Linked DNA regions of Mus musculus: region 1 is linked to region 2. The links are chromatin loops, found by intact Hi-C in ENCODE. Cell type or tissue: heart. All regions are shown on one strand. Each heading gives the region's core, and the rest is flanking DNA. Links, peaks and the distances in the headings are about the cores only.

Evidence for each region. Peaks named below come from ENCODE experiments on the same cell type or tissue, not always from the same donor. Only the 100,000 strongest peaks of a DNase experiment are listed, where the experiment ranks them.
Region 1: it touches region 2 in a loop (16-fold over the local background); 2 of 42 quality-filtered maps call a loop at or near these places.

Annotation. Positions count from the first base shown.
Region 1 is chr3:127,965,353-127,978,179 of GRCm38, forward strand. It overlaps Gm35667 (a long non-coding RNA gene), which reads left to right and starts at 5,569. Exons shown (of 3, transcript XR_376055.4): 1 at 5,569-6,480; 2 at 6,586-6,694; 3 at 7,292-7,528. In heart, for the core only: a CTCF peak has its summit at 5,731 (motif pointing right); no DNase peak of the experiment used is centred there.
Region 2 is chr3:128,329,546-128,342,372 of GRCm38, forward strand. No RefSeq gene overlaps it. Among named protein-coding and RNA genes, the nearest start is that of Gm52639, 38 kb to the right of the region's middle. In heart, for the core only: a CTCF peak has its summit at 7,683 (motif pointing right); no DNase peak of the experiment used is centred there.

The sequences.
Region 1 (12,827 bases), core at 2,490-10,489, 370 kb before region 2:
CTCTCTCTCTCTCTCTCTCTCCCTCTCTCTCTCTCCCTCTCTCTCTCCCTCTCTCTCTCTCTCTCCGCCTTTCTCTGTCTCTACTACCCTCTCAATTTCCACCCTCATGCCATGAATAAACTCTATTCTATACTATACTATTGGGGGATGCCTCAGGACGGGCCCACGGAGGCACCCCCTCCCCCCACACCTTACCACACCTCCACCAAACATATTCTCCTTCTCTCCGTATCTTTTTATAAAACACGACAGTTCCTCCTGTCTGTGGGAATTTAGTAGAAATATTTCAAAAGTGGGTAAAATTAGTGTCCATTTTTATGAGTAATCCTATGACTCTCTGGCCAGATATTAACCTGAAATGTTGTTTGGCGTATAGTAGGTAATCAATACTTATTGATTTTGTCCCAGGTCTTGGCCGAGTGTGGGCACCATCTCAAGTCTCTCAGTCAGCAGTTGAATCCTTCATAAAATACTTGAGTTACATCTTGAGAGTAAGCAAGAGAATTCAAATAAAAAGTTTGTCCATTTATTAAGCAAATATTGAATGGATATTTATATATCAGTCAGATGCTGGCATGTAGCAGCAGATCTTTGTGCTTGCTCTTTGCATGGGTAGGAAGCTCTGGGCAGCCTTTCTCAGACTCATAATTAATGTCAACGTCCCAACATGCTGTGAAGAGGCAGAGAATGTTGTAAGATAGTGATATGGGCATGGATGCCGGGCCCGGAGAGGGAGGCAGCTAAACCAAGAAGTGAGGGATGAAGTGTAGGCCAGGGAGAAAACCCTTTTCAATAGAGGCGGTGGAAGTTCTGGTGGTCGTACCCAAGCCAATGGGAGCAGGTTGGGAGGCTCAGCCTTAACATCAAAGACATGCAATGGGGCTGCCAAGGAGCCTGAGGTTGCTACTAAAACTTGCAGGCTTTTAAGGGTGTGTTCAGGAATTAGACTGTTATCCTCAGAACATCTCACAGGCCTTGGAGGTTGTATCCAGTAGTTAGACTCTTATCCTCAGACACTGCACAGTTGCTGGAGGATCTTATGCAGTTAAGGAGCGTAATGAGTCACTTAGAAACCTCCAGCCGCAGGGAATGAACTAGTTTTACTTTACGTGAGAAAAGAAACAAGAACTCCTCCTTTGAACACACAGGAGTTTTGCTCTGCAGAGCCAGATATATCCAGAAATAATGCTTAGCAGAGACTTTAAGTTTTTCTTACGCAGGAGTAATTTATGCATCAATTTCACAGTCCAGGGAATGCCATACTAGGACAATGGTTTTCACAAAGGCTACCCTGCTTCTAACTTTCCATAGTTAGGGACGTGAAACTGACTTTATAGCTTAGGGCATTCATTTTAATATAACGAATACCTTTTCTTTGATTTCTTCCTTGCTTGAAAAATAATTAGGAAAGGATTTATAGTCACGTACATGAAAGATTGTATGTACTATACTGCACATATTATATGCATGTACTATACTCTGTATATTGGGCTGCACATACTATTTTGGATGTATGTGCTATATACACTATACTGCGTCGATTGTATGGGTATGCTGGATTGCATATTTTATATGCCTTATACTGGATATATTATACTGACTATACTATACTGCATATATCATACTGGATGTATTGTACTGTATATACTATGTGAGTGCACTATTATGCATATAAACTATACTGGATGTATTATACTGAGTATACACACACTGTTCTGCATACATTATACTGCATATATCTAACTTGAATTTTTTCAAAACCTATTTTTAATGATGTTTCTTATATGTTCTAACCTCCCTCTTAGCCCACCACCCACCAGAGGTAGTGGGAAAGAAAGGAGATGGGAAGTGGATCCGTTTAGAAAGGTTCTTTGGAGCAATTTCTGCCTGTGCTGTCTGAAATCGGCAGTTGGGTTCACAGGTCAGCAGCAGTAGCTCGATCTGCTTGCAAACACTTCATGGATGCACCAGTAGTCTAGTTTGGCAGAGTCGGTGCAGTAAACAGGAATCAGCAGCCGTGGCGCTACCTAGCAGAGACAGCCAGGCACGCCAGCAGCAGGAGGGACCAGGAGGAACGCCAGGAGAAGTTCTCAGTTGTGCCTCTCTCAGGGAAGCAAAGATGCAAGACCACATGCGTTGCACAGCTAGCTCTATAAGCAAGCCTAGCTCAGTCTGTCACTGTCCACTGAGTCCTATTCATACCCTCCAAACGTCATGTGTCCTCCAACGGGCCTTACGTCAGCATGTGCATCTGTCTCAGCTGACATCACTCTGCCAATCGGCCTGAGTCCTCGGAAGCAAGACACTGCAGCATACCACCAGAAGTTTTTTTGGTGTGTTTCTCTTTATGGAGTCCAGACAAATGCAGCTCAACTGCACAATGTAAGGCAGACCAATGCATGCTGTTGTTATCGAAGACTCCTTCATCACGTGTCCTTTCACGTGCTTGCTTTAGCAGAACATCCTTTCATCTGTGTCTGCTTCAGCTAAAGGTTCCTTCACGTGTTTGGCCCAGCAAAACACCATTCAACCGACTTTCCAAAGAACCATTAAGTTTCCACTTCACATGTACAATATACTATCCTGAACACACTACATTGCATATATTTTACTGCAACTGTACATTCTCCACTATACTGCATATATATATATATATATATATATATATATATATATATATATCATTCTGTATTACTTTATTGTAGGTACTGTGCTGCATACACTGTGTTAAAATACTGTGCTAGATATACTATATTCTTTATATTGCATGTCTTATATTGGATATATTGCCTCTGCTATACTGTATATGCTATACTGCATGCAGTATACTTATACCATAGTTATTATACCGGATATATTATGGTACCTATACTACACCGTATATATCATATTGCTTATATGGTCCTGCTTATACTGTACTGTGTATAGTGCATGTACTATAATGCATGTAGTATAATGCATTTGCTGTACCTATGTGCTTTTTTGCATTTACTCTACTGTAGATACTGTATTACATATATTGTATTGACATGCTACTGTATATAATGTGTGAGCTGTACTGCACACACAGTGCGATAATGGATGTGAAGTGGGTTTCCATAAGCACACACTATATTGGCCTCAGAACAAAATTGCCTAATGACACATTTCATAGAATACACTCTCATCGTTCAACAGTGCGTGGCTGTTTCTACGTTCATCAATGCAGTAGGCTTCTTAGAGAAGGATTTATTGTATAATCAAGTACCATACATTAACTCCTGCTCATGTGATGGAATTTAACTGACAGATTCTCTCCACACACATATATGTACACAGAGACATGAACACATGGTTACTTAGTGTGCCCTTCAAAGAAACCCATTGGGGTATGCGCTGAAACTTGACTACGACTGAGGCATGAGTGAGTTACTTTCCTCTTGTGACCTCTGCGGGCACCAGGCTCACACACTGTGCACCTATCTACACACAGGCAAAACACTCATGTATATAAAATAAAAACAAGTACGTCAGTTTGACCCATGTGCTCGGGCAGAACATTATGGTAACAGGGACTTGTGGTGCATTGTGGGACATACCGGAAGCAGAGAGGTCTTGCACCGACTTTCTCCCGTGCCACCTCAGTTCCCCTTGGGTTCCTACCCCATGCTGGGGCGCTGCTCACATTTGCGCTGGGGCTTCCCCACTCGTGCGAATTCCACCTGGAAATTCCCTCACGGACACACCCAGAGTCTGTGCCGCACCGGCCTCCCAGGGATTCTAAATGCAATCAAGCTGGCAGTGAAGACGATCCACCACACATTTAGGATCAAGTTATTTCTGTGCCGAACGCAGGCAGATTTTTAAGATCTTGTCATTATCTTTTTAATCATACCAGTATGAAAACCATTTACAGGAGTTTATGTTAGGTGTTGTAACGGACCCAGAGATGGTTTAAATATACACAGACATGGCTTTTACCTGTAGCCAAGCACTTAGTAGGCTGAGGCAGGAGAATTGCTATGAGTTTGATCTAGCCTGGGCTATATAGTGAGTTCCAGGCTAACATGGGCTACAGAGTGAGACCTTGTCTCAAAAAAAATTATTATCCTAAATAAAAGAATTAAGAAGTGTCTGGGGAGTGGGGGGCTGGACTCCAGATGCCCCCATCTTGACACTGGACTTGGTCAACCTCACTTTTTCTTTGAAGTGGCTCATTGTGATTACCTTGGGCACATCCTGGGATGAAGGAAGGTGGCCGGGGACACGTGGCTCTTGAAACAGCTGGCATATTTTTCTTGTGTTTTAGGCCCCTCTCAGAGTTTGAATAGAACTGACTTGGTCTACCCTCCCCTCACTGATTTTATCTCCACTTTCAGTTAACCCAGCTCTGGTCTCCTTAGATTAGAATCTAAAAAAATAATAGCCGAAGGGAAGTGGGGGAAGCCACACACAACAGATAGACTCAGTTTTCCAGTCATACACTTGGTCGTAATGTTCTTGTCAGAGTTGAACTTGTTTATGTGTGCTCCTTAAACGCCAATGTCAGAGCCCCAATCAGAGATGCAGAAAACAAGACAAGCAAGGCCTGTTAAAAGCAGGTGCGTATTATATGTGTATATTGGGGAGCGTTTATTTCCTTATTGGATTTTCAGTGGCCGTTGTGAACACAGTGAAAAGCACGTCTCTAATGTGACTTTGGAGGAATCCCATTTCTTCATTAACTGAGCATTGAGAACAAAATACGGGGACCCCCCCCCCCCCCCGAGGTTAGGCTACAGTGTGAGCCAGGCAGAATAAAGAAGTTTTTCCTTCCTTTTTTCCCACTTCCTTCAGCGAACTTAGCTTTACAAAGACAATAACATTTCCCAAGAAATTTTGTGGACATCAGTTGTAGAAAACACGGAGACAGGGCCTACTCTCAGGTGTACTTGGTGCTCAGTATACAGTGGGCCCGCCTGTCACCGGGTTCTACTCGATGTAGTGAGGACCCAGGCTTTTACAACATACAGATAGCCGTAACTACCAGAACGATTTTGTTGTTTCTTCTTCTTCTTCTTCTTCTTCTTCTTCTTCTTCTTCTTCTTCTTCTTCCTTCTTCCTTCTTCCTTCTTCCTTCTTCCTTCTTCCTTCTTCCTTCTTCCTTCTTCCTTCTTCCTTCTTCCTTCTTCCTTCTTCCTTCTTCCTTCTTCCTTCTTCCTTCTTCCTTCTTCCTTCTTCCTTCTTCCTTCTTCCTTCTTCCTTCTTCCTTCTTCCTTCTTCTTCTTCTTCTTCTTCTTCTTCTTCTTCTTCTTCTTCTTCTTCTTCTTCTTCTTCTTCTTCTTCTTCTTCCTTCTTCCTTCTTCTTCTTCTTCTTCTTCTTCTTCTTCTTCTTCTTCTTTCTTCTTCTTCTTCTTCTTCTTCTTCTTCTTCTTCTTCTTCTTCTTCCTCTTCCTCTTCCTCTTCCTCCTCCTCCTCCTCCTCCTCCTCCTGCTCCTCTAAGATTGATTTGTTTATTTTATTTATGTGCTTATATTGCAGCTCTCTTCAGACACACCAGATCCTATTACAGATGTGAACTCAGAACCTCTGGAAGAGCAGTCAGTGCTCTTAACCGCCAAGCCATCTCTCCAGCCCTAGTTTCCTATTTTTAAGCAGGTTTGCACCTCTGAAAATTTTGGTGCAGAGTTGTTCTTATGGGGTCTCCATTACCTACCTGGCTGTTTTCTCTTCTCTGGTGTTCGCTGGGCTGTACAACCATTATCGGCCACTGGGTGGCGCTGAAGCGCCAGGCAAATTATTTGCTGTGGTCAGGCCATCATTTTGACTTTTAGCCAACACTAAATGTTACAGGGAAAGGTTACTGACTTCTGCAGTCTTTGAGATACAATATTTTATTATCTGTCCATTTCCCTTGAGTTTTTACTTGACAAAGTCTGAAGGCATTTTCTTTTTGGTTTTAGATTAGAGATATTAATTTATTTGTACATTTTTGTGACAAGTGGAGTGTTGAAAAAAAAAAAAAACCATACTGTTAACTACGTGGTGAGGTGCATTCTATACAACCTTAATAACTAGTGACATGGGTTAAACTTGGGGATGCGGGGTACTGTTCTCTACTTTCCTGCTGCCTTGAGATAGATCGCAGAAATTCCAAATCAGAGTATTTCCTAAGTTTCACCCGTGTCCGTGTATTGGAAATTACATGTAGAAAAACTACGGCTATTTCTCAATATTGTATCAGAAACTTTTGTTTTATCTGGATGTCCAACTTCTACTGCCCATTCCTTTTCGTTTACAGACTAGTTGCTTCTGCTACTTTATAAACACTCTGGTCATAACTCTTTTCACAAAAAAATATTATGTGTCAGATTTACCACTAACCTGCTCATTATCATTTTTATTTTCATTTTTAAAGCAAGATTTCATGTAACCAGTAGGCTGGTCTCTACCTCCTGTAGTCGGAGGTTACCTTGAACTTCCGATCCTCTCGCCTCTCTATCCTGAGTACTAGGATTGCAGGTGAGTACTATTGTCTCCCCTGGATTATGTGGTGTTGGGGGTTGAACTCAGGGATTTGAGCATGGTAGGCAAGCATTCATTCTACTGTCTGAACTATATTCCCAGCCGTGCCCCCCTCCCCCGCCACATCGTTAATTCCTGAATTACAAATACTGGATGCAAAGATCCACAGCCAAACATTAGGTGGAGCTCTGGCAAGAAGAAGGCAAGAAAGGTTTGTACGAGCCAGAGGGGTCAGAAACCTACAGAATCAACTAACTGAGGTGGGGGAGTGGGGAGTGGTGGTGGTGGTCACAGTGGCTGAAGTGCCGATCAGGGAGCATGTATAGGTCTGACCCAGGTCCTCTTATATGTTAAGGTTGTGTTCTTTTGGGATTCTTAATAGTGTAATCAGGGGTTGTCTTTGACTCTTTTGCCTGCTTTTGGGACCCCAAAACTCATACTGGGTTGCCTCATCCAGCCTTGATGTGAGGGTCTATGTCTAGTCTTATTGTAATTTGTTATGCTGTGTTTGTGGATACCCTTGGGAGGCCTGCTCTTTTCTGAAGGAAATCGGAGTGGGAGTGGGTTTGGGGAAGAGGAGGGACTGGGAGGAGAGGAAGCCACCATAGGGTTGTCATGTATGGGAGAAGAATAAATCAAAAAGAAACGACAACAGAACCCCAACAAATACTGGATGTAAAATTAAGTCTTGCCCAAAGACTGAGAGCTCCCACACCCCAGTGGTCATTGGTCACTTAGGTCATCATTGTCAGGCAGTAGGACATATTTAAAATAACCTTTCACTGCCTGCCTTCTCTTCATCCACAAGCCCACTGTTGTTCTGCATAAGTGATAATGGTGATGGAGATGCGGGAGCCATCCCAATATGACTGAGAAATATTCATCTGGTCCAACTGACCCCAACGTGCTGTGATGTTGGATTAGAAATGATTTAAATTTTCTCCGAAGACCTTTCCTATTGTTCTTTCTAGTTGTTTTTTTTTCTTCATAAATTGGTGATGAATTCTTACTAAGATGGTTCAATAAAGATATATAAACGTTGACATACTTTGTTTACTGCTCTGTGATTTTATGAATAAAGATTCTTCTAAAACTCCAAAATTAGTTTTATGAAACAGGTCTTTATCATTGCTGATTTTTCTAGTTGCTCTTTTCTTTTTAGGAGGTGAAAAAACGATTTCTTTTTAATGAAAACACTTTAAAATTTGTTTTATTTAATGTTTTTCTCTATATGTATGTCTGTGTATCAGCTATGTGCCTAAGGCCTGCGGAGGTTCCAGAAGAGGGTGTTAGATCCTTTGGAACGGGAATCCAGAGGGTTGTGAACTGCCATGTGTGTGCTGGTAATAAAGCCAGGTCAGCTGTCAACGCAGCTAGCTCTCAACTGCTGAGCCATTTCTCCAGCCCCACAAAACTATTTCCTAAAGTTAAAACTTGCTTATAATACATTCATACTGAACGAGATGGTAAATTCTCACTTAAAAAGTACAATCTTAAACATATCCAAAAGATCTGTGTTGTGACTATAATTGTTTTCTGAGTTGTGGATTGAAAGAAAAATGTCCTCACCTAACCAAGTATTTTTGTTCTGATATTTATTTTAACGGTCTATCAGGTTTTGAATCATGAGCGCTCATTTCTTTTGGCTGCCTTGCTCCTTAGATGCCGTCGGTATTGTTCGTCAGGCTTTCTGCTGGGCGACCTGACATTGACTGGGCTAACTTCACCTTTCTCTGCATCAGTGTAATGCTAGGCAAGAAGGATAGTGGGGGCAACTGGACCATTAGCTCAGGAAATTAATACTGTGTAGCCCACCCAGAGTTGCCTCCAACTCAAAATCTTGCCTCAGCCTCCCAAGTGCTTAAGACAGGAAGTGATGACTAGTACATATTTCTTCTTCCTTCCAGAATCAAATAGAAAGCATTTGCTTGGGAGTAGACCATACACTCAGGTCGTTACTGCCACTGGGCAGAGGGACTTGTGATCTCCCTTCCTTTGCTTTTGTAATGAAAGGTGTGGCTCCTGTCCCCTGCCAGCAGTACGTCATGGGGAACTGCCACTGAGAGTGAAGGAGGCATGAAGACTATTCAACAAAGAACTAATGACTCAAAGGCCACACTGCAGATCTCCCTTCTATGGTTAGCTGGCGATGTTGCTGTACAGCCACCGAAGTGAGGGATCCAGAGAGGAAACACACTTGACTGTTGGACTTGGGAAGAAAGATAGATTATGATTTTTTTCCTCAATAATATAGATTTTTTTCAGCTTGGTGAGAAGGTTCAGTGGTATCCCAGGGAACTATTGCTGTGGAAAAACACCAAGACCAAAATCAACTTGGGGAGGAGAGGGTTTATTTTGCTTATATGCTCTGGTGATTAGAGCCCATCACTGAGTGAAACCAAGGCAGAGACTTAAACAGGGCAGGAACCTGGGGGACAGGAGCTGAAGCAGAAGCCATGGAGGAGTGCCGTTTACTGGTTTGCTCCTCATGGCTTGCTCAATCTGCTTTCTTATACCATCCAGGACCACCAACCCCATAGTGGAACTGTTCATGGTGGGCCTGGCTAACATCAGTGGTTAATTGAGAAAATGTCCTACCGGCCAATCTAATGGAGGCATTCTCAAATGAGGTTTCCTCTTCTGAGATGACCCTTGTTATGTCTAATTGATGCTAGATAGATAGATAGATAGATAGATAGATAGATAGATAGATAGATAGGAAGGTAGATAGATATGAGACACAGACAGACAGACAGACAGACAGACAGACAGACAGACAGACGGCACAAGTAGTAGCTTGGGAGAAACACAGATCAGAGTTGACTAGGGACCAGAGTTGCTGGGAAGAACTGACTCCAAGTTTCCCTCTGATCTCCATATGATTGCAGCAGCAGCAGCAGCAGCAACAGCAACAACAACAACAACAACAACAACAACAACACACACACACACACACACACACACACACACACACACACACACACACAGAGGTTAAAAAACAATGTAGAATTTTAAGATGGCCCTGGGTAACTGATACTCTAATCTGGAAAAGGCCACTCAGGAGCCAGGCATGGTATGTATCTCTTTAAAGACCATCCTCCATAAAGACTCAGGGGATTGAAATGCAAAGATTTAAAGTCTTAGCTAAGCCACGGATGACTCATGGCCTGAAATCCTTCATGTTAGGGGAAACATGGGTCATATGGGACTCGGATATCTCCATCAGGCTGCTCTTTCTGTTCCCCAAAGTCCTCAGGATTCCAGCCTAGCTTTGTGATAACAAATCTACCCATTTGTCTACACTGCTTCCAAGGGCCAACATTCACGAAAGCAACACCTTCAAACAGAGAGTTGCTTCTTAGTTAATTCTAGTCCTGACTGTTTGAGCAACACATCAGAGGATGGGAAGATGGCTCAGTGGCACGACTTGCATGCAAGCTTGAGGGCCTGAGCTCAGATCCCCACCACCCAGGTAAAGAAGCAAGGTATGACGACCCATGCCTATAACCCCAGCACCTAGAACGGGTGCTCAGAGACAGGGGATTTACTGCGGCTGGATGCCCAGCCACCCATCTGGGAAAATGGTGATCTTTAGGTTCAGTCAGGGACTGTGTCTCAAGGGAGCAGGCATCTCTGGCTTTTACATGAACACACAGAAACATGCAGACATCTACAAGCTCCGACCCATAGCAATGTTTAAAAACTTAAAAACAACCATGATAGGAAGAGAAGAAAAGCCTAGACCCCCAACAACTAGAAAACGAACTAATGAAGGCAAAGTAGAAGAAGCTGGAATTCTGAGCTCCGCCTTGATTCACAAGTTGCTGATGCCTGACCTACCCAAGGATCCTGAATCCATTGGCTCGTTAGAGCTGCATTCAGCTAGAGCTCGGGAAAAATGAAACGGCACTGTATTGGTCAGGCTCATGGCCTGCAGGTAGCGTCCTGTCAACTCAAGGAGGTGAAAATGTTACGACAAAGGTCCCCCATTATGATCCCTAGATAGAAGATTTTCTCTGTTTACCCCAGTGTGGACACGAAACACATAGAAACCGTGCTTGTGAATTTGATCTTTTCTGGTGCTGCCGCTGTATTATAGGGGATATGCTTTTGGGATACCAAGCACAGGAGAGTAAGGACCAGCTCTCTGTCTTAGCTGTCCCAAGGGGAAACAGCCCACACCCTGCAGTGCCCTGTACTGCTAAGCAGTGACAGTCAGCGTGTTAGGTGCTTCACATACACCCCGCTGGCGTTGGATGTTCTCATTGTTCAGTTAGTTTATTGGTATGCAATGCAACCTCGGTTGCAAGTGCACGGGTCCTGCCCTCATAGACCCCATAATGATTCCTTTAAATTTGTGTCTTTCATTGGAGCATTGCTGCCCTAGCCTATTCAGCCAAGAGGTTGTACATGGAGTTCTGAAACATGCGAAAGCCTCTATTTCCTCTTCTATTTTGGAAACCCAACTTTCTCGGTGATTAGTACATCTCCACCCATTTATGCTGTCTCTTGAGGATGCATTTCTCCACTGCTCCTGTGCTTCATCCTTTCAGAACAGGCGCTTTATCTTTAATGTTACCTCTCAGAAGTCATTTATATTTTTCTTAAGATACTGAGACTTACCAGATCGTAAAGATCCACAGAGGGCTGTTTGTCAGCTTTTAAAGTCCTGACTTTGATTCTGGGAACTCTGTTCTTTTCCATTCCTCATTAGCAGACTGATAAGGGAAATATCCTGTGTTAACTATGGTGGGGAATTGCATTTATTTATTTATTTTTTTAGTTTGAAAATTGCACCAATTAATATTGAAAAAAATAATGTGTTGGACTGGATAGATGGTCGAATGGTTAGGAGTACTTGATGCTCTTGAAGGGAACACCAAAGAGTTCTGATTGGATTTCCAGAACTCGCACGGTGGCTCACTGTAACTCCAGTTCCAGATCTGACTCTCTCTTCTGTGTACACATGTGGTGTGTGTACATATACGTGGGCAGAACACTTATACACGAAATAATTAGATTCTAGATTATCATGAGCAATACCATTTTGTAGACCACTTGAATATCTGTAAGGATCAAACTTATTAAACATAGTTAACGCTATGATTTCTCCTTGTTGTTCTGATTATAACATAGATCCCCACAAATGACTTAAATACAACGGTAAAGTTAATCTTTCCATTCTACGGTCCTACTCAAAAATCCTAAACATTTGCCATTTTTTAGGAGCCAATCCAAATGTTAACCTGATAAATGTGAGGTTGTTGTAATAAATAATTCAAACCAAGACCAGCCAGCAGAAACAGATGGTGCTTCTGGAAGAAGCTGAAATTTCCATTCTCAGATGAACATAAACTTTCTGCTTGGATCTGTGCAACTCTATGGACTTGTGTGCAGGCCTGTAAATCTACGTGGTTTCTTTCTCTTTCTTTCTTTCTTTTTTTTTTTTTCGTGGTCTTGAGTCACATTCTTTTAATTTGATGTTTCTCAAGGTATGGGCGGCAGAGGCTAACTCAAAACACAAGAGCAGAAGCTCTGGCTATTCTCAGTGTACTCAGCTATCTTTCTGGTTCTGTCAGTGTTTCCTGCCCCTCCGCTTTGCATGCAAGAGTGCATATTCCAGTAAGAGGACAAAGGGCATTTTAGCAAGTTTTTTATTATACTTAAGCCTAGGTTTAATTCCCCAAGTTCAGGATGAATGGGCGTGGAATCCAGCAGATCTCTTAAGGTAGTGAGTTGAGGGTAGAGGGATGACGGTATCTTTTTTTCCCCTGAAAAAATTCAAGTGATTAGCAGTTCCTCTGTGGACAGTTGTATTCAAGAGGTTAAAACTGGGTTTGACGAATAATTGGAAGCAGAGGGGAAAGAATGCATCGAAGGAAATGACACACTGAAATTAACCAGATTGAAACTTAAATGAATTTATATACAGCTAGAATGGCATTCAGAACAGAAATTGTGAAGGTTCACACTAAATGTATGCACTTATACATCACCCAAACCAACTATGTCTTCATTATTTATATATAATATATCTTTATTATTTATGTATCCTACATATAATACACATTCACACACATATATTCTACTTGTTATATTCTTCTGTGGAACCCTAATATACACAGTGAGTCACTTATAGAGCATAAATAGTTGTTGATTCTTACACTATTATTCTATCTTAGAGTTTCTTGGACCAGCATGTCTAACAAACTCATTGGATGTGATTACTGATACAATTTTAATTACATTTGTCAGTTAGCTCTCTGTATGATGTGTCTATTTTTCTGTTCCCTGAAACTTTGTGTCAGATAATTATGGTGTTAAGATTATATTTCTTTTATTGG
Region 2 (12,827 bases), core at 3,347-11,346:
CATTTCAGTACATTATAATTACAATGTAATCAGTTTTTAAGGTAAGTTATAAGGTTATAGTAAAAAGCAAAGAGTCTGGAATATAATATTGTGTGTGTGTGTGTGTAAATTATATTTTTTGATTGGATTTCTCTTTAAAATGGTGTTGTGGATGGGTGCTTTCTCTGAACATAAAAATTAGACATTATAAAAGCCAGAGTCTTTCTAAGATATATCTAAGCATGTTCCTTGAAAGATACTTAGAATTTTCTTTGAGATTGTAGGTACTTTTCCAACCACGTGGTCATGGTCTGATATGACAGCCCCTAGAGTCCCCCGCCAACAGATGTTTTATTACCCATTAGGGCCTTTATACCTTTTCATCTTTACAAAGTGAATAAGTGGTTTTCTCTGCAATATTCAGTCTGCAGATCTTTCTCTTGAGACACAAATCTTCTCTTGTTCTTTGTAGCTATATATTTAAAAAAAAATCCTGTGATATTTTCCAGAAGACCTGGGTTTTAACTGGAGCCTCAGTCAACTCAAATGTTAAGAATCTAAATGAAAATCAGGAAAGTTAAGATCTTTGCCAGTCTAATCAGTGCACTGTGTGGGGGAGATATTTTCCTAACATACTGTCTTGAGTGTATAAAATTGTTCAAAGTTCTAAAAGGAGTTTGGGATTGATCATCTTACAAGAGGCTGACCTTGTGCAAAGACAGCATTAATTCTATTAAACATTATTTCCAAAGAAAGAAATATAGTTTATGAGTATGGTATAGCAACACCCCTCCATTTCCATGGAAGATTCTGGAGAATCACTGCCTGGGGCCATTTCTGAATACTAGTTTTTGTATTCAAACCTCTATGCATATGGCCACCCTGAAAGGCAGTAGAAAAGAACAAAGAACAAACAAAAGTATGTTATGAATGGGAGGGGGAAATGATAGCCTTACCTCTCTGAGCCTTGGCGTGAAAAAATTCGGTTTCACAATTGGAAGATGTAAATATAAAGAAATGTTTTAAGATCAGAAAACCTGAAACAATGCAATGAAGTCCATGATGCCTGACTCAACACCGTTGATTCTCATTCCTCCCCTCCCTCCTTCCTTTCTCCTTCCTTTCCCTCCCTAGTGTGAAGATGGGAAGTTTAAAGTCGATACAACTGAGAATTAATACTATTTAAAACTGAACTGAGGAGGAGTGGATAGGCAATTACCCTAATGCTAATCTTGTCAGCACTGGAATTAAGGAAGACCCCTTTCCCTCTCCCATGTGACATTCCATAATGAAAGCAATAAATGATCAAGCATTAGAGATTATTAGAAAACAATTCTATAAGAAATTGACAACTAATGTTCAACTGTTCTCTTGCATAGCAAATTCTTTTCTTACACCTTTTCTTTTGTAGTTTAAATTTAAAAATTTAAGCCCCGGAGAAAGTAAGTAGGCAGAAATACCTGGGCTTTGTCCCAACAGACCATCATGTTCTGTGTCCCAGTGTCTGATTGCATTGAGCAGAGGGATTTGAATATATTGGCTATTGTGTGTTTTTAAAATGACAAGCAGACTCCCAAGGGACACATCTACCCCTGAAGTGCTCCTTTCATCCTCCTGCTCTGGGTACCACATATATTAATCAGAAAGAGTGTGTCAAACCATTATTGACATTTCGCATGTCATCCAAAAGTGCTTAAGTAAATTCAATTATGTTAAAGATGTGATTTTAGCATAAAGAGATACTTGTTACTTTTGGTCCACCTGTCAGGATTCAGTTTCGTGATGAAAGCACGTATGAATGCTTCAAGTACATGAAGTTATCAGCAGAGACAAATTGAAAGGGTCAGTGGCACAATATTTGGGAAATACACCATTTGGGATAATGCTATCAACTTCCTCAGCTGAAAGTATTCAGTTAGTTCTAACTATTGACTGACCACAGCTGGATCCCATATACATAGGTCAGAGAGCTTGAATTATATCCACTAGGATCACATTGTGAATTGAAAGAAAAAGTTCTATGTCTGGCTTCGCTGATTTTTAGAGTCAGAGTATCTAAGGATCAGGAGGTTTATGGCACTCCTACTTCAACCTGCTCTTGAATGCTTAAACCAACCTCAACTCCAATAGCTACCACCTGCTGGTTCTATGTGAAGTATCTTAGACTCTTGCTCAGATTTAATGTGTGTATGAGGTATGTACTGATAGCAAGGAATTTGTAGTTCAAAGACACTGAATAATTTCCCCAAAGATACATAACTAACCAGGAGCTGAGGGATTCAAGTTTTGAAGTCCAACTCAAATAGTTTTACAACTGGAGCTTTCTACAGTGGTGAGGCTATCTCAGACTGTCACAGAACTTATAAGAATACCTGAAAGAAAATCACTATGTTTTATTAACTGGTAAATTGAAATAATAGCACTTTAATACATCCTATGACTCTAGTAGAGTAAGGGTACTTCAAATTGCCAAAGTCAAGGCTCTATGAACTTTCTCTCCTATAGACAGATGATAGTCATAAAGCTAGGATTTATTTTGCTGGCCCAAATCTACTTTTTTTTTTTCTGAAGAAGGGGAACAATGTCTATGAAATGATCATGGACATCAATGTCTTCAAAATATAGACTACCCAAGATTGAATGACACTTATTTTTCATTAAAGAGAGCAAAATAAAGCACATACACTGGTCAGCAACAGTATGTAGAAATTGATAGGGTGCACTTCTCATAAAGTTCAAAGCAGTGTATCCTGCAATATTAGTTAAGTAATTTTGACAGAATAATGGACAAAAACCAATGTTTGGAGGAAACATCTAGTTTGCGCCATGGATTCTGAAGCTCCTAGGCCATTGTAATGGGAATCCACAGCAGACTCTATAGATGCAGGAGCATGCGGAGGCGATTCCTCATGTCACAGTGGGCTAGAAAGAAAGACTTGCTAAAAGAAGGGGCCAGGATGGAGCCTTTAAAGGCCAGGACTTTAAAGGCTCCACCCTGGCCCAGCTCTATCCCTCTATACTACTTTATAAACCTCTCCTACCCTACAAAACATTACTGCATTTGCAAAGTAGCTTTAAAAAAATGACCCCAGGGCTGGAGAGATGATTTAGTGATTTGCAGTACTGTTGCTCTTCCAGAAGACTCGGGTTTGACTCCTGATACCCCCACCGTGACACAAGCCATTCATAATTCCAGATCAAGAAATCCGACATCTTCTTCTGACCATCTAAGGGTAACAGACACACACACACACAAACATGTAAACAAAATGCTCATGTACATAAAATAAATGCATAAATCTAAAAAAAAATGAAAAAATATTAGAAATTTTTAAGACATTTTAAGAAATCGTAGACATGCTGGCTGAGGACATTTCAAATACAAGCCACATTTTACTCCCAGGTGATTAATTTAAATCTCAGTGTCTTCAATATAATAACCGAATGAAAACATATTTCTACCTCTGAAATAGTTCCAAGAATGATTAGTATTCATGTACAGGACTAAGTTTAGACTTCTAAACTTGATTTTCCCAACTTAAATATATATATATATATATAATATTTATTTATTTATTTATGTTGAGGGATCACTTGGTAAAGGCTTCACCTACTCTGGGAATCTCTTTTGCATACTATGGACATTATGACAACCTTGTCAGGCATGTTCCTTTTTTAAATCTATACTCCTTAGTTAAGAAATCTGTTAAGGCGCACAGAGGTAGATAAGTGGACAGACAAAATCCAAGCTTCAAGACAAAGTAGGTGGGCAGAAGCTGAATATGAACACTATAGAAGACATCATCCACCTAGTACTAGAGAGACACACTCCCACTTGCAACAGCTTGACGAAAGACCCTAAAGCAAAAATAACTCCCCTCATCAAACCAGAAAGTTTGGGAAAAGTTGATATCAATGTGGCCATCCACGCCACCTTTCATTTAATAAGATGGTGTCTTCCTACTATCCTGTGGAATTTTCCACACTGTCCCGGGGGCTAAGAAAACAAAAAAGAAAGCTGTCTATGACAAATGATGACAGCGTAGGAGGGAGATGCAGCGTCCTGTTCAGATTCCAGACGGAGTCTGCAATGCTGTCAGGTAGAAAACTGTTTGACTTACAGCCACAGTCCTCTCGGATACCTGCAGTGTATGCAGAACACTGGAGCATTGGCACTCAGCTGAGGCTTTTCCCAACTCTCCTTTACTGCGGTTTAAAGCACAGAAGAACTTCTGAGATGGAACTTAATGACAGGTGTTTCTTAAGAGTAAGCCTGATGGCGAATCCATGAACATGGCTCTGTGGCTCTGCACTAACTTAGAGGGGCCTTTCAGACTTGGGAAATGTTTGTAAGCTATGTGCTTCAGTTTCCTTGTCTGGAAAGAACAGGCTGATTGCCTTTAGGAGTTTGAAGGGGGGATGAATAAATCAATACAAGTGAAATATTTGAAACTGCCTAGTTATGCCAGAAGTAGTGATTGTGTTAGGTCATAAACTGAACTTTTAATGAAAATTGGTCTTTGGCTTTCTATTTAGGCTTCAGAAATTATGAAGATGAAGGTTTTTTTATGATCTTGTAAGTTCTGCTATATATAGTTATGGGAGCATAACCTTTGTACTAAATACTAATTTCACTTATGAATGATCATGGGTAGAACTTTTCTAAAAAGCAATGTATTAATTTATTTTGCATCCCTGTGGCAAAATACATGGCAGAAAAAAATGAAAGTGAAAAGGAGTTTGGTTTTGGCTCATTGCTTTTAGGGGATTTCAGTCCATCATGATGGAGGAAGGCTTGGTGCTAGGATTGACTACAGCAGGGATGTCTGGACTGTGCTTGGTTCACGTGTCCCAGTGCAGGAAACAGAAAGTTCAGGTGAGAACCAGGGTCTGGGATAACCTTCTAAGACCATGGAATGGTGATATGTTTTTTTACCAATCAGACCTCATCTCCTTAAGGACTCCATAGCTTTGAATGTAGTCCTTTTTACTGGGGGTGCAGGATTCAGATTGGCATGTAGGATACGTTTCACATTTGAAGCATGGTAATGCCTATGAAATCAAATGTTGTATTTCTTACCAGTTATCCTTAATGGTTATTTCTCTAAAAATCTTCCCTCCATCCAACACATGCTTCAATGGGAAGGCTTAGGAAAAAAAAATCCCTTGTGTTAGGATAAGTGTTATTCTTACACACTCAAAATTAGTTTTTCCTTAGCTAAGTTACTTAGCTATAATTATCAAATTCTCACTCCTTATATACCCTTTAATGTGATATCACACCCACACACACCCCACACATATATATATATATATATATATATATATATATATATATATATATATATTATAGATACTTTAACTGTTAGAATGATGGGAATAAGAGCTGGAGTAGTGAAATTTCTGTCCTTTAATTTTTACCATAATAAGAACCCTGACAATTGAAAATACAGAAGACATGGGCTTTTGAAAAACGTATCTTTGTAAAAATAGTCTCATGTACCCAGGCAGATACATATCTAGCTAGCTCTCTGAATTTTTCTGTCCCTGAGGAAGAAATCTGTAAGAAGTTTCTATTAAATGGGATGAATGTAATGGGCCACACCCATGACCTCATTTCTTAAGTGTTTAAGATGCTCAGAGTTTACCACAAAGGAAAACAAGTGTTTTTACAGCCTCTGTACATTTCCCCTCAATAATAAACTTTTACTATTTCTTTTGATGGAATGCTGTAGTTTTAAAGAACAAGCGACATAACAAAACCAAGAATGGCTGTGATCAAGTGCCAAGGCTTCTCATGTAAGCTCTGTTACTTGATCATTTTTGTTTCTGTAAATCTAAATATTTTTTTTTACCTGTAAGACAATATTAAAATAGTATTCATCTCATTGACTTGTGGTGCAAAATACATTTAAAAGCACATAACCAATAACTAAATTTACCAAGCTCACATTTTTTTCAGTATTTAAATTCTTTGTGCCTTTTCTCATTAAATATTCATTTCCTAAAATGTATCAAATAAAATATGTGACGTAGCGTTCTTCTTACTTATTTGGATCATCAGGCTTGTGTTTTGGAAGATGCAGAGCCATGTGTTGCCACGGGTGGTGGTTATAATTTCCTCATGGCTTTTCAGGTCAAACAAGGCAGAGCTAAGGAAGATTTTTCCTGGCATAGATAATGAAAACTATTCATGTTAGTAGGCCAATATGAAGGAGAAAGAATTGCTTATACTCAATCGCTAGGTTGAGGATGTTTCTCTCTCTTGAGAGTCACATTTTCTTCGAGTAAAAGATTTTTTTTTTCTAGCCAAGCATGGTGGTTCATATCTGTAATTACAGCTGTAGTAGGAAGTTCATGGGTTCAAGGTCAGCCTAGGTTACATTATCAATAGCCTTGTCTGAAAACAAAACAGTAAAATGTAGTTTTACTGTAAATCAATGCTATATGCACACAGTCAGCATATATACATATCTACCATTTTTAGTATTAAAGGTATACATTTGAAAACAGTGTTATAAAAGTCAACAAAAACCACTGAAAAGAAAATTTCAATTAGTCAAAAATGTAAATAAAACATCAAATATATTCTTTCCCACAACACATTCACATGTTTCCAGTAGTGGTAAAGCCATAATAAAATATTAGGGAAACAAATATTTTCTCATCTAAAATATTATAGGGATAATTAAATGTACTATAATGCTTTCTTATATGTTATTTAAATCTAAGGTTAGACTTTACTGAAAAATGATAGCCACCAGTGAGCTTATTTTCGAATGATTACGCCTTGGTCACAAGCCATTTATAGTGGATTTGAATTTGCTTACATGATAAAATACAATGAGAGATTTCTTACAATTAATATTTGTATATTTAGAATAAAATTACCGGCTTCATCAAACACTTGGAACTAAAAGGTCTCTTCCTGTACATTAGCCTTCAAAAAGAATTATGAAGTTAGCAGAAGTTGAAATGGATTGATTAAACTGGCTTTAGCTTTAGACCACTGCAAGGAAATTATATACATTTAATATGCCATTCAGTCAACATAAACCCTGACCCAAACCTTAACGTAGACTGTGTTCGTGTACTGCAAGACCAAATCTATTTTACCTGAGATTCGTGTACTTATGTAAGCACAAAACGAAGGATGTTCATTATGTATCATGTTAGGATTTTGTAATAAGTTATTTGTATAGTGATGAAAAAATAGTTTTTAAGATGAGTGAGGTTTCCAAAAAAAATTAGTTTGACTTATTAAGCACAAAATTCATGTATTTTTAACATAGGTATTTACTTTCTTTTAACCTTCTATATCACATTTAACTCTTGCAAATCATTAAATATAGCACCAGGGCATGAGTTAAAACTTGTGAGTATGTATGTGTGTGTGTGTGTGTAAATTTTTGAAATTTAACCTCTTAAAATCAGATAAAATGTACAGCTCTTTAATCTTTCTGTTTGAAACACTATGAAGTATTTATAAACAAATATCATTAATAAGTATTTACTTTTAACTGAAAGTAAGGTTGACTTTACTTTGAAAGCACCGCTACATGCGCCCTAACTATGACACTAATCAAGGTTGCTGAGAACAGGTTTAGGATTCAGGGCTCACAGTTTCAGGTTGAAATCTGAGTGTACCAGCAACTCCAGTAGAGGGCACTGTGCCTGTCTCTGTACCCTGAAGAGTCTTTGTTCTGCCCGTGCTTCATCTTAGCTCATGCTGGGGCTCCCTCTGCTGTCCTTTTAGACCACAAGACAAATATGTCGGTGAGTGCACCCCAGACCTCAAAACTGCAATCATAGTCTCAAGACTTTAGCATAAGGCAGTTCCCGATCAACCTGACTTCAGCATCCAAGTCTGAAAAGTTAGCATGTGAACTGAGTGAAGCTTTGATACATGGTTCTGTAAATATATCCTGACAGATGGTATTTCTTCTAAGAAAATTCGGTAGGCTAATAAGGAAACAAGAAGTGATATCTTCACATTACATGCCAGAGAAAAAATGGCATGGAAATGGAAACTGGAAACAGCTGTGATCGATTAAAATGTCAAGATACATGTACACACACATGCACACATGTGTGTATTAAAGGTATACGTGTGTGTGTGTGTGTGTGTGTGTGTGTGTGTGTGTGTGGTGTGGTGTGTGAATGTTTGTATGTGTATGCTTGTGGGATGTGTGACTGTGTTTATGTATGTGTGTGGGTGAATGGGTATGTATGTGTGTGCATGTATATATGTGGGTTTGTGTGTAGTATGTGTGTGTATGTGCATGTGTATGTATGTGTGTGTGTGTTTGTGGTGTGTATGTACATGTATGTATACCTGCTTGAGGAAAAATGTGTGTGGGAGTGGGGAGGCAGTCCCTATTTGATCTCTTGTAACTTTGATCTATATTATTTTTTTACTCTAGTTTTTATTTGTCTTTTTATTTTAAATAAATCCAGAGAATAGTATTTGGCAAAGTTTCAGCACTTGTGCACTTACCCAGCAGGATAAAGAGAAATCGTTCACATAAAGAAGACATATTTTGAAGTAATTATGTTTATAAATTTTCTAGTCACTCTCATGTGAAATAGGGGTGTTTGCTGTAAATGCATTCCTTTGCTTTCTGTGTTCTTACACAGAATAATGTCCAGTATCTGTAACAAAGCAGTTAGCAAACTCATAAATTAACCTTCTCTGTCATTTCAAATCAGTATTATAATTCATTCTTACCTAGATTTACCTTAAAATCACATGGTAAATAACATTGTTTTGGCCTTTGTACCTTTAAGCCAAAGAAAAGTCATGGTTTCAAACAAAATTGTGGAAATTGTAAGAATGGTAAAACCTATTGGCCTTTCTAAGCCGGTTCTAATAATTTGTCAAGTGAGCTTTATAATTGTTTGTGCCTGAGAAGTAGTAACAGCATATGCTGGCTGCATAACAGTGAGGAGACAGAATTAAGCAGCAGTAATTGCAGCATAAGAAGTAGATTTTCAGATCTGTTACTCAAATTCCAACTCACCACTCCTGTGGTTCGTAAGAGAGAAAACCAACTTTCTTTTTCCTTTTTTAAAATCACATTTAGCTGATAGAGTTTAGATTAATAGAGTTGTAGAGTCTAGATTAGTCTGACAGCTGGATATGTAACTTCATTGTGAAGCACACATCAGCAACCACAATTTCTTAGTTGCAATCTTCAGAAAACATACACAACTTGGAATAGGTGCGTGTCCACACATCAACCAATTTCTGTGGTTACATGCAGCATTTATATTAAATATATGTATTCTTTGTGCCACCAACCCTGGTGTATTTGTAAAATGGTTCTGGGAATCACCTTTAGAGAAGAATAGAAAACTATTAAGATGATTTTCTTATCACTCAAATGCTTCGTTTCATTTCTATAATGTATACAGTATTGTGACCTATTACTTCACAGAGAACACTTCCATAGTCTAGAGGGAAATGGGGGAACTGTTTCAGAAGTTAATACGTTAGGAAGGGATCTGTTTGACTCCTGTTTTGCTCTCACTTGGGGGCTGGTAGAAGTGCAGAAGAAAATAAGCTAAGTTCTATTTAGTTTTAAGGGGGGCAATAAAGAAGAGATAATTCTCACTGGTGGTTTAGTGCGAGTCTTTACATCTGTATGTGACAAAAGATGGACTTTATTTCTCAAGCTTGGGACACATTTTGTCTGTATCTTCCATTTCTTTCAAATGAGCACATGAAATAATAGGCTCCATTAAGACAAGGTCATGTGATCTGTCATTGTGGAGAACTTAGATCACAACCTTACGTTTAACATCGTTACCATAGCTAAAATTGGCGGTAACAGCGGACTTCAAACTCCTATCTCACCATGTGCTTTTCTCTACAAGCAAAAAGAGGCCACACAAAAGAAATACACAGAGTTCAAACAAGACAGGAACAGTTTATTTAATATTATGCTACACCTCACAGTGAGTTTTTGTGTATTATCTGTGTAAAGTGCACTCTTTGTGCACGGAAACACAGGGGCCAGACATTGGGCATCTTTCACTCTCAACCTTATATTCTGAGACAGAGTCTCTCTCTCCCTCACTTTTTCCTTCCCTCCCTCTCTCTGTCTCTGTCTCTGTCTCTTTTTCTGTCTCTGTCTGTGTCTGTCTGTCTGTCTGTGTGTCTTTACACACACACACACACACACACACACACACACACACACACACACACACACACACACACTGGATTTGCTGGACTGGCTGTTCAGATGCTCCTGGATACACCCCTCTCCAACCCTTTTCAGTTTTCCTTTCTTAGGGTTACCCTCAGCCTTATGTGGCTTCTGGGAATCTGAAAATAAAGTCTAATGCTTGCAGAGCAATGATTTTGCCTAATAGACCACCTCCCCTGTCCCCCATCACATTTTACTCAAAATAAAACTACTTAGATCTCAATGAAGCATTGGCATAAAGGCATAAAAACATTGACACAATTCAATTCCAGTTAGTTCTGAATGATTTGGGGGAGGATATTTTGTGAAAAGAATGATTTATTATGTTTATATATGTGTGAAATGTTTCTTTAGAACAACCATAATCAAAACAAAATAAAAGCTGATTCCAGCTTCGCCTGCATCCTCCTCACGATAAGTAATGCCTGCAGATCTAGCTGAGTGTTCCTGGCCAGGATTCTTGTCTCAACTCACCATCTGAAGACAGAGCAAAAACAAAATTCAAAAATCAACAAATATTATTGCACTATTTTTTTTAGGAATGCCTAAATTTTCCGTCAGTGCTTTGAACTCCACATCATTATTTGCCTACAAAACCCATCCATCCATCTCTTTATGAGAAGGGAGCACAGGACTTTCTCCCAGGAAACTCGTCAGGCAGTGCCCACACCCAGGAGCAATGGGAGGCTCTGCGGGTCTGGAGAAGCCGAACAAATCAAAATTGCCCTCATTCAGAATTACTGATAGAAACATTTTAAAATCTCAAAAGACATTTTGTTTTAGTAAAACTCTTATAAAATTATCTGCTTTACATATGAGTGATCGCTCTTCATTTTTTAAAGATAAGAGGGATAAAGACTATAGATAATTTTCATGGATCAAAGTGGATTGGTTTAGCTATCTGTTGTAAGGTTTTAGTTGAATCTTTTACAAAAGATTTTCGGTTAAGTCTTCTTAGGTCTCTGTTTCGCAACTCTAAGCTCTGAGCTATTTACAATATTTTAACAGGGATTAGTGGAAGTGAGGGAAAGTCGTAAACCCCCCATATTTAAATATTTCTTCTTCTGGCCGATTTTAGTTAAAAGGATCACAGAGTATTTGCACAGAGGGAATGAACTGATGGGTGTCATCTTATGGGACTCACATGTGTGCCCTTGTCTCTCTTGTGGACATTTTTATCCAATGGAAGCCACTTCACAGCAGAATAGGTAGACATGTGTTCATGGTCTAACTGCCATGGCTCCTGGTTACCACTTAGACTACCATGGTTACACTCTAGGTGTGATTAGAAGTTCCAGAAAATTGAAGCAAACACCACCCAAGGATGACATGGCTTCATCATTCTGTGAGTCTAAATCCTACATCAGTATCAGTGTTTCCTCATAATATCACACTAGGCTTGAAGCTTAGCCTGCCTGTGGCCAGAATGCATATGTTTCTGCTGCACAAGACTTTTGGTGCTATAATAGACAAGCATATTTTGAAGAAAAGAAATACATGTTATATGCATGTATTTAATGATTATTTTTTAAAGTATCAAGTATTTCTGTTTGTGTGTGTGTGTGTGTGTGTGTGTGTGTGTGTGTGTGTGTGTGGTGTGTGTGTGTGTGTGTGTGTGTGTGTGTGTGTGTGTGTAAGTGTTACAAGTGCATATGCCTCTCGAGAGCATTAGATCTCCTGGAATCAGATAAACATATAGGATGTTTGTAAGCTGCCAAGTGTGTGTTCTGGGAACAAAACTCATGTCTTCTGTAATAGCAGCAAGTGCTTGTAACTGCTGAGTCATCTCTCCAGCTCTGTGATATACAAATTCTCTATTTCCTTTCTCTAAGATAATGCCTCTCCAAAGACCTTAAACATTACAAAATTTCCTTTAAATTTTCTACTACACTCACATGTAGCTAGTCCAAGATCACTTCTACCTAATAGAAAGTGAAATGTTACTTTTCTACCTTAGGAAATGTTACCTTACAAAAGTTTTGTCTGGGTGCTTTTGCTTGTCATAGGAGAACATGATTTTGATGCTCAGATGTAGGTTTGATCTGTGCGTGCTGGCATAGCTTTATGCTTCTGAGCCTATCTAGAATCTCAGGACTTCTTATACTCTCCACCGAATCTCTATACATCCATGTGCCTGTCGAGCATCTGCACAGAATACCTACTCTGTGTTATGATACCCTGTGGATAAATCACCATAACTTAGCCTAGCACACAAACATTGCTCAATAAATAAATTTTAAGAAATGAATAAATAAGAAAATTTATGAATGTCTGGCCATATGCATTGCATGTTTCTTAATTTCAGGTTAGCAGCACACACAAAGTGGTTAACATAGTAAAATTTGCTTTGACTTTCTTTCACAATCTTTTTGTTTATTTCTCTGCTGCAAGAAGTGCTGCATGCTACCTGAAGGGCTATGAGGTCATTTGTTCTATCCTTGTTTAGGGACTTTTTGGAACTCAGGTGAGAGATCGTAGCTAATGTGGGAATTAAAAAGAAATGCACATTTTAAAAGCTACTTTTCTAGGGACCCCAAATGTCAATTACTAGGCTAAACTCCAAAGGTATTCTTTATCATTTCTTAAGATTCAATGACCAGACTTAAAAAACATTTAAATTCTGGATTGTAAAAATAC